2 separate regions of the Homo sapiens genome follow, and region 1 is linked to region 2. Evidence: read pairs that join two places in POLR2A ChIA-PET (ENCODE). Cell type or tissue: Panc1. All regions are shown on one strand.

Region 1 (5,000 bases), 140 kb before region 2:
GAAGGTTATGTATGTATTTTCGTTGCATCAGGGCTTAGAAATGTAAGCATATATATTTGGGCATCTCCAGATGTACCCACTAATTTTGGATGGATCCAGGTATTCTGCTAGGTAATAATGCCAAATCTGAAGGCATTCACTTAATTGTAAACTGTTAATTTGAGTAACCAATCTTGTGACATTAACTGAGAACCCTGTTGGTCCAAGATAAATCTTAATGTTTTCTACTGAGAAGTCAACCATTTTTACATCTTATTATGTTTGAGTTTGCCAATTTTTACTAGTTAGTTATTGCAAATGGTATTGTAACATTCCAATTGTAAAATTTCTAATTTGGAGAAAAATTTTCAGGAATTTTTTAGCATGCAGTCATCTTACTACTTTGAGGTAAATCTGGAATTATGTCCATATGCAAGACTTTTTCTCAACTGCCTTACCATATTACCTATATTTATTGAATATGTAGGAGAAGATGACACTGTGAATTTTAAAAATAATTTTTCTGTTGTTAGCTTTTTAGTTGGAGAAGGAGCCTACAGATGGGCAGTAGATCATGGAATACCCTCTTGCCCTCCTAACATCATGACCACAAGTGAGTAAAAACTTAAAAAAAATTAAGCTATATGAGCATATATACCTAAAGTATAATATTGCTTCTGTTATGACCCATGTAGTACAGATATTTATGGAAGAATACTTATATGTTGAAAGATTTGTAGTTAAAAGCTACGTAGAAAGTTATTTCATTTTAAACCACCTTTGTATTCCTGAGGTCTTCTCACTGCTTCCTTATGCTTTTATAAAAGTATTACTAAAAGATCCCTTTTAGAGATTACTTAAAATAATTACTACTAATAAAGCATTAATACCACCCTTCAATGAGAGAGAGAGATGGAGAGAGAGAGAGAGAAGAAAATATAGGTCAATATTTAACAGTCCTTGAGCTGAGGGAAGGACTTTTTAGATACAAATGCAAGGGAAGGAAAAACAAAGGTGTGACTACATAGAGTTAAACTGAAAAACAGTTATCACAAATATGACAAAGGGATAAATATCCTTAATCTATGAAGAAATTTACCAAATTAAAAACAACACAAATACAAGTAATTGCCCAATATAAAAATGATCAAAAGTCCTAAGTAGATAATATAACATAACTGACAGGCAAATTCAAATTAAAATGAGTACATGTTAAATTTGTTCCCTTTTAACTTTTGAAAGATTTAAAACATATTACTCCTGGTAAGTGTTTGGTTAAATAATCATAGTACATTGTAAGTATAAATGTGAATTGGCAGAGATTTTAGAGGACAACTAAGTAGTACAGATAAAAAGCTTTAAAAGCCTTGTTCTGCTTCTGGGAACCTGTCACTGGAGATAGACAAAGATTTATGTAGAAGGGTGCTCAAGTGAGCATTATTAAGAATATACAAAATTTTGAAAAAAATCTTATACCCAACACAGGAATATGAGTAAATAAATGATCATATATTCTTATAATGAAATGTTATGAAGTAACTAGAAATTGTTATGAAGACTAATCTCTGATAATGATTGAATCTAATGACTTTAAAAGAGTGAAAAATGAAGTTATAAATATGTATATGTTTGTGTATATGTCTGTTTAAAAATATTTGCATAAAATGAGAAAGAAATATTAAAAACACTATTTTTTAAATAAAAATTTTATTTTTATCACTGAAATCTGTGAATATAATTTAAATAATCAAATGAAAAAGTGAGGATTAACTCCAAGGAAACCAACTTAGTTAAATAGGGTATAATTAGCCAGGTGTGGTCGTGCACTCCTGTACTCTCAGCTACTTGGGAGGTTGAGGCAGGAGAATCCTTTGAGCTTAGGAGTTTGAGGCTGCAGTGGGCTATGATTGCACCACTGTATTCCAGTTTGTGTGACAGAGCGAGACCTTGTGTCTAAAAAAAAATTATATTCAGAATGAATATTCATGTAATGCTGAAAGTTGTAATATAGGGAGGCTAGAGGGAAGAGAAATGTGTGTGTAGCAGTAGGGCTGAAATATGAGAGTTTTAAATTCCCATGATCCCTGTCACTAATTATGTCTTACAGTCTTTCCAATGGAACTTATTTTACAGTCCTTATATCAGGCAAACAAATTAGGTCATCTGTCAGTTCCCTTTTTTTCCCTTGGAGACAGGCCACCTGGCCCCTTCCAGTCTCGAGTCTTACTAGGTCTGCTGTGTGGCTGCCATCCTGGACTGTGCCTTGCTTCACCTTGTGATCTCCTTCGCCTCTCTCCAGTATCAGGTTCTCTGTTTCCTGGATCTCATGTGTTTTTCTTCCTTGTTTTATTCCTTATTCAGTACATACGAGACTGAAAATCAGTTTCCCTTAGGTTTTTGAGGAAATTGTTCTCTTATCATCTGGTTTCCAGTCTTGCTATTATTATGCAAGACTCACAAATATTGTGGTGTATTTTTTTCTCTTTGGAAGGAAGCTCTTAATTCCCATGTTTTGATGATCACAATGAAGCATCTTGGGGCATTTTTTTTTTAATTCTTTATGTTGAGTGCTCATTTTGCACATTAAGTCTGGACATTTATATGCTTCAGATTTGGAGAAATTAAAAGAAAATTTTGGGATAATTTCTTCCTTCACATTTTCTGTATTTTATTTTCCGAATACCTATTTTTTAAACACTTTTAATTTTAGGGGCACATGTACAGGTTTGTTATATAGGTAAACTCATGTCACAGGGGTTTGTTGTACAGACTATTTAGTCACCCAGGTATTAAGCTAAGTGCCCTTTAGTTATTTTTCCTGATCCTTTTCCCCCCTCCCACCCTTCACCCTCAGTTAGGCTCCACTGTCTTTTGTTCCTCTCTGTGTGTCCATGTGTTTCCATCATTTGGCTCCCACTTATAAGTGAGAGCATGCGGTATTTTTTGTTCCTGTGTTAGTTTGCTAAGGATAATGGCCATCTCCATCCATGCTCGTGCTAAAGACATGATCTTACTCTTTTTTATGGCTGCATAGTATTCCATGGTGTATATGTACCATATTTTCTTTATCCAGTCTACCATTGATGGGCATTTAGGTTGATTCCATGTATTTGCTGTTGTGAATAGTGCTGCAGTGAACAGATGCATGCATGTGTCTTTATGACAGAACAACTTGTATTCCTTTGGGTATATACTCAGTAACGGGGTTGCTAGGTCAAATGGTAGTTCTGTTTTTAGCTCTTTGATGAATTACCACACTGCTTTCCACAATGGCTGAACTAATTTACACTTCCACCAGCAGTGTGTAAGCACTTTTTCTCCGCAACCTCACCAGTGTCTTATCTTTTGACTTTTTAATAATAGCCATTCTGACTGGTGTGAGATAGTATCTCATTGTGGTTTTGATTTGCAGTTCTCTAATAATCAGTGATGTTATCTTCTTTCCCACCTTAACCCCGATAGCCACTAATATATTTTACATTTGTATAATTTTGTCATTTCAAGAATGTAATATAAATGGTATCATACAGACTGTAACCTTTTGGTATTTGCTTTTTTTTTTTTCCTTCCTCACTATAACTCTCTGGAGATAACATCCAGGTTGTGTTTATCAATAGCTTGTTTTTTTTTCATTCCTGAGTATTCATGGTATGGAGGTACTACTACTGTTTAGCCATTTACCCATTTATGTCTGGGTTGTTTCCAATTTTTGGCTATTATGAATAAAGCTTCTGTAAACATTCTTGTACTTTTTTTGTAGTTCTTTTTAAAATTATGGTAAAATACACATAACATAAAATTTACCATCTTAAATATTTTTAATGGTATAGTTCAGTAGCTTTAAATATTTTCTTATTGTTATGGAACTAACAGTACCATCAACTATAGAACCCTCTTCATCTCGTAACACCAAAGCTGTACCCATTAAGCAGTAACTCCCCATGTGCCTTCCATTTAGTCCCTGGCTAGTTCATTTTTGTCTCTATGAATTCTGCTTTTATAAGTGGAATCATAGAGTACTTGTCCTTTTGTAATTGGCTTATTTCACTTAGCATGACTTCTTCAAGGTTCATCCATGTTGTAGCATGTGTCAGAATTTCTTTTTAAGGCTGAATAGTGTTTCATTGTATGTATATACCACATTTTGTTTATCTACTCATCCACTGATGAATACGTGGGTTACACTACCTTTTGGTTGTCATGCATAATGCTACTGTGAACATGGCTATGCAAATATCTGTTTGAGTCCCTGCTGTCCATTTTTTTTGGGTACCCCGAAATGGAATTGCTGGATCACATGGTTATTCTATTTTTATTTTCTGAGAAGCCACCATATTGTCTGTTTTCCATAGTGGCTGCACCATTTCATGTTCTATCAACAGTGCACCAGGGTTCCAGTTTCTCCATACCCTTACCAATACTTGTTCTTTCCTTTACTTTTTAAAAAATAGTTGGCATCCTAATGGCTGTGAGTTGGTATTTCATTGTGATTTTGATTTGCATTTCCATAATGATTATGCTGTTAAAGTGTCTTTTTATGTGCTTATTGGCCATTTTTATATCTTTCTTAGAGAAATATATATCCTAGTCCTTTGCCTATTTTTCAATCAGGGTTTTTCTTGTTGAGATATAGGAATTCTTCATATGTTCTGGATGTTAACACTTATCCGATATGACTTGCAAATATCTTATCCCATTCCACGAGTTGCCTTTTCACTCCATTGATTGTGTCTTTCACTCCATTGTGTCTTTTAAATTTTTATCTATTTTTTTCTTTTATTGTCTGTGTTTTGGTGTTATATCCAACCTTTCCCCTATGTTGTTTTCTAAGAGATTTATAGTTTTAGCTCTTACACTTAGGTCTTTGATCCATTTTGAATTAATTTTTTTATATGGTATAAAGTGGGGGTCTAACTACATTCCTTTGCATGTGGTTGTCTAATCTTTCAAACACAGTTTGTTGAAGACTGTTGTTTCCCTATTGAATGGTGCTAGTACCCTCGTCAAATCGTTGACCATAT
Region 2 (5,000 bases):
ATGGTTTTGTCTGACTTAATTTAAACAGGATGATATGTGGATGATTTTGAAAGAGAAGTATCCTGGGGAAAACATCATGAGAGAGGTAGCTTGTAGCTCTTTTAACCCATAAAGCTGGTGATTTAAATGCCACTAGGAGGCAAAGCCTTGCATTGGGGATTAAGGGCTGCTTTATATAGCAGAGCTCCACCAAAACTGAAGTAGTACCGGTGTTGGGCATATAAATTTACTTGTTCCAAATTCTTAAATACAACTTTCTGGAAAGCCTAGCCTCTAAGATTAAGTACAAATACATCCTGAAGGTTCTTATAATGCAATTAATCCATCATTTATGAAGTGCACACGTGCAGCTCATCCCTATCTAAGCCATTCTCCAATGTTGGAACAGGATCAATGGTGTGTACGTTTTCTCACATTGCATTTGTATGACATGATATGTTAAGAAGCCACTTGATGGAGAAGAATTGTGCCAAATCTCTGTGTCTATGTTTCACATGTTAAACCTACTCAGAATCTTATTTTAGTGTGTTGTTAATGTTTTCTGATGAGAATCTTTTCGTGGTCTGGGCATTTCTAGAAGTCCCACAAAGCCCTGGGCTTTGGCCTTCTAAAGAACATAAGCATTTTTCAATCAGTAGTTGAGGTTATAAACAGCTACTAGTCACTACCAAAGGAAAATGGTCATTACTGAAAGGCTAGAAGCTTCTCTAGATGGAAATAAGCTTGAGCTTGACCACACCGAGACTGTTATAGCCAGCGCTTTCACAGGCTCAGATGTGTCACTTCAGGCCACTCATTTACCCTGCGTGTTGCTGGAGTTCATGGTCTTCCTCATGTAATCATTACACCTGGAAAAATTCCAGTGCTATGAAGTAGCATTTCCCAGGTTTGCTGTGTTATTAGAATTATCTTTTAATACTCTTACCATAAACTTCAATTTTCAGTACATGGAAGAATTTCAATTAAGTACTCAAAATCAGGAGACACATTATAGACTTCCAGATATCACTGATGGTAAATGCTACTCTTTTACTGAGATTTTAAATTTTTCTATGTAACCGTATTTGAGCAAACTTTGTACTACTCTTTGCTGAGTTTTAATTATACATTAGGACTTAACTAATAACACATTTTGAAAGCTTTTTTGTGAGATAAAACTTACTCACAAATGTCTCTATTTATTTTAAAAAAAACTTATAATGATTTTGACCTTTTAAAATTTCTGATGGAAAAGCAGCTTGAGGAAGTTGTCAGGTACAGTGCGTGTTTGTTTTGTTCTGTTTGTTTTGATTGCCCTTTGAACATAGCAGATTTTGCCTTAAGTATATGTGTTTGGTGTAAATGGAAGTAGAGGCTTCTTCATGCCCCATCCTAAGATTTGCTTATGTTTTAGATAATCATGAGACAAGAAACAAATTGGACGTTTTAGACTAGTTTCACATCATGATAATACATTCTAATGAGGGACAATTAAAATATATGCTAAAATCAGAATGTCTTCATCTAAACAGGGAAGAAATTCTTCATATATATTGTAGGTTAACAGGGTAATCAAGATTTTTAGAGGCATTAAAAAATAGGAAATATATGAAAACAGGATCAAATTCAGAAGTTTCAGAAGGTGGTGAAAAATAGGTTGCCCTTCACTCAAGTTCCTTACTCAACTAGTTCCCTCTACAGGAGGAACCGTTGCTGCCAGTTGCTAAGATAGTCTTCCAGAGAGACTCTATGTACTTACAAGCATGTTCATACATGATCGTCTTTTATTTTATTTCACAAAAATGGCAGAACCATATCTATACATTATTCTCCACCTTACCTTTCTTTTTTTAGCCAAGCTATCTTGTAGACTAGTGTTTTTTTTTAAACTGCAGCATGTCACATTAATAAGTTCTAAATCAATTTAGTAAATCACAAGCAGAATTGTTAAAAAGCAATAAGTAGACTATAAAGAACCCAGTAGAAGAGATCAATACATTGTTAAGTAGAAGAGCAATTATTACTTTGTGAAATTTTAGTTATAAATAGATGTGTGTAGTAAATGACAATGTGTGGGGTTTTTTTTGTTGTTGTTTGTTTTGATTTGGTTTTGGATTTTACTGTGGCTTGTGATCAAAAAGTTTGAAAAACAGTGTAGTTGGTTCCATATCCATGTAGAGCTTCCTCATTTGTTTTTAATTGTTACATAGTATTTCATTGTATACAGTATCATAGTTATACATATGTCCAATAGGCAATTAATTGGTTTCCAGTTTCTTGCTGATTAAAGCTACTTTGATGAAGATTCTTATAAATATGTTATTTTATATATATAAAGGCATATCTGTGGAATAAATATCTAGAAATAGAATTGCTAGGTCAAAGAGTGTGTAATTTTGATAAATACAGTCAATCCTCATTATTCCTGGATTCTGTATTTGTTAATTTGCCTACTTGCTAACATTTATTTGTAATCCATGAATCAGCATTTCAGCACTCTCATAGTCACTTGTGGACATGCATGAACTGGTAAACATTTTGAGTCACCTCATGTGCACATTCCCAGCTGAGGTAAACAAGATGATGTTCTGCCTTCCTGTCTCAGCTCTGGTACTACAAATGTATCCATTTTGTGGCCTATTTTGTGCCATGTTTTCCACATTTTTGCACTTTTTAATGGTGATTTTGCCATTTAAAATTGCGCCAAGCATAGTACTGAAGTGCTGTCTGGTGTTTCAGAGTGCGAGAAGATGGTAGTGTCTCATGGGGAAAAATGTGCATTTTGGATAAGCTTCATTTAGGCAGAAATTATAGTGCTATTAGTGGTGAATTCATTGTTAATGAATCAACCATATGATACACCCAGATAAAAGAAGAGGAAACTCACTGATCTGTATGTGAGGCTGCTCCAGAAGGTGCTAAAGTAACATCTATATATGCAGCAATGGAAAAGATGGAAAAGCAGCTAAATTAGTAGATTCATGAAATGATGACCAATAAAAAAAGCATAGAGGACAGCATTATTGTGTAACTTGAAAGCCAAAGAAATTTATGGGCATGTTACCCAGCATCAGGAAAACGTTAAACCCTTCTTGGCTAGTGTTTATGCATATAATTATTTCTAAATAAATAAGTAAATAAATATTTTTAAAAGATTAAACATTGGGAGGCCGAGGCACGCGGATAACAAGGTCAGGAGAACGAGAGACCATCCTGGCTAACACAGTGAAACCCCGTCTCTACTAAAAACACAAAAAATTAGCCGGGCGTGGTGGTGGGCGCCTGTAGTCCGAGCTACTAGGGAGGCTGAGGCAGGAGAATGGCGTGAACCCGGGAGGCAGAGCTTGCAGTGAGCCGAGATCACACCACTGCACTCCAGCCTGGGTGACAGAGCGAGACTCTGTCAAAAAAAAAAAAAAAAAAGGTTAAACAGAAACACATATAAAATAAGGTTATTTGTTGATATGCTATTAAAAATGTTTTGACCAGAGATTTGCAGGAACTTAGCCCTGTATTTTCCCTACCTGTAGTGGCTCATTATTTGCTAATTCAGTGTTCATCAGCATTACAGAGCATAATTACCACGGATTAAGAGAATGTTCTTGCAGATGGCCATACTCCCACCACTGCTATATGAATCTGCTCTTTTCTCCACTCCCAGCTAACACGATGTTGTTTCAAACTTTTTGATATCTGAAACCTGGTAGTCTGATAATAGTCTGAAACCTGATAATGGTATCTTGTGATTTTAATTTGCGTTTATTTTAGTATGAGTAATGTAAATTATCTTTTCATATGTTTTAGAGCCATTCATATTCCCTTTTGTTCATATCCTTTTTGCATTTTCTTTGGATATTTGTCTCATTGATTTGTAGGAGATCTTTAAATATTAAGAAAATTAGCCTTTTGTTTATGCTATGAATTGCAAATATTTCCCCAAATTTGTCATTCATCTCTTGACTTTCATTTTTCTCCAAATGGCAAAAACAAACACTCTAAACAGGCCAGGTGCGGTGGCCCATTCCTGTAATCCCAGCACTTTGAAAAGCTGAGGTGGGCGGATCACCTGAGGTCAAGAGTTCGAAACCAGCCTGGCTGACATGGTGAAACCCTGTCTCTACTAAAAATACAAAAATTAGCCAGGCAGGAGAATCGAGAATCGCTTGAACCTGGGAGGTGGAGGGTGTAGTGAGCTGAGATTGTGCCACCGCACTCCAGCCTAGGTGACAGAGTAAAACTCTGTCTTAAAAAAAAAAAAAAAAAAAAAAGAAGGAAAACGCTATAAATACTTTTTAACTAGTCAAATATATTGATCTTGGCCATCTTTTGTGGTCTCTGGGTTTCGTTATGGTTTAAAAGCTTTCCTTAAGAGAGATTTAAAATGTTTTAAGAGTTATTTGGTGTTTGTGTTTGATGTTTCGTGTCTTTTGGTGTTTGTAAGGAATTTGGTCTTCTTAATGTGTAACAAGTACAAATCCTTATCTATACTGAGTAGATTTCAGAGTAATATAACAATGAAATACCACAGGCTTTGTGATCCCAGAGTCCAGCTTGAAATCCAGTCTGTGTGCCTAGTAAAATGACTTAAACCGTACTGCTTCCCTTCTCTGAGCCTCAGGTTCCCCATTTCTGCTTTGCTGAGTTCTGCTATGAAAGACAATGCCTGGCACATCTTAGATTCTAAGTGTTAGCTGCTCCTTGTCCTGCTTCCCTGAAGTCTTCCACTAAGAAATAATTTGTTAAATTAACTTGCATTATGCATGTACTACAAGTAATGAAATAATTTCTCTTAAAAGTGTTTTATAATTTAAATTCTAGACAATTTCTTCTGAGATTTTCAAGCTAGCGTGAATTAATAACTGAAAACTGATTTGAATTGTCATTATTAAAAAATGTGTCAGTACAATGCTTTGCCTTTTACTGTGGGATGGGATAAATGTTTGTGAAAACAGTGAAGAATGAAATTTTAGACATTGAGTTATTTTCTTTAAAAACTCCTAAACACTAGATCTAGAAATTTT

The links. Peaks named below come from ENCODE experiments on the same cell type or tissue, not always from the same donor. Only the 100,000 strongest peaks of a DNase experiment are listed, where the experiment ranks them.
Region 1: POLR2A ChIA-PET joins it to region 2 with 5 read pairs; 2 of 35 experiments call an interaction of 5 or more read pairs at or near these places.

What each region holds. Positions count from the first base shown.
Region 1 is chr20:13,565,099-13,570,098 of GRCh38, reverse strand. TASP1 (taspase 1) reads left to right here. Exons shown (of 14, transcript NM_017714.3): 7 at 513-592. Among named protein-coding and RNA genes, the nearest start is that of TASP1, 71 kb to the left of the region's middle. In Panc1, no CTCF peak of the experiment used is centred here; no DNase peak of the experiment used is centred here.
Region 2 is chr20:13,420,356-13,425,355 of GRCh38, reverse strand. All of the region lies in intron 12 of TASP1 (taspase 1), which reads left to right. Among named protein-coding and RNA genes, the nearest start is that of ISM1-AS1, 180 kb to the right of the region's middle. In Panc1, no CTCF peak of the experiment used is centred here; a DNase peak (open chromatin) is centred at 2,495.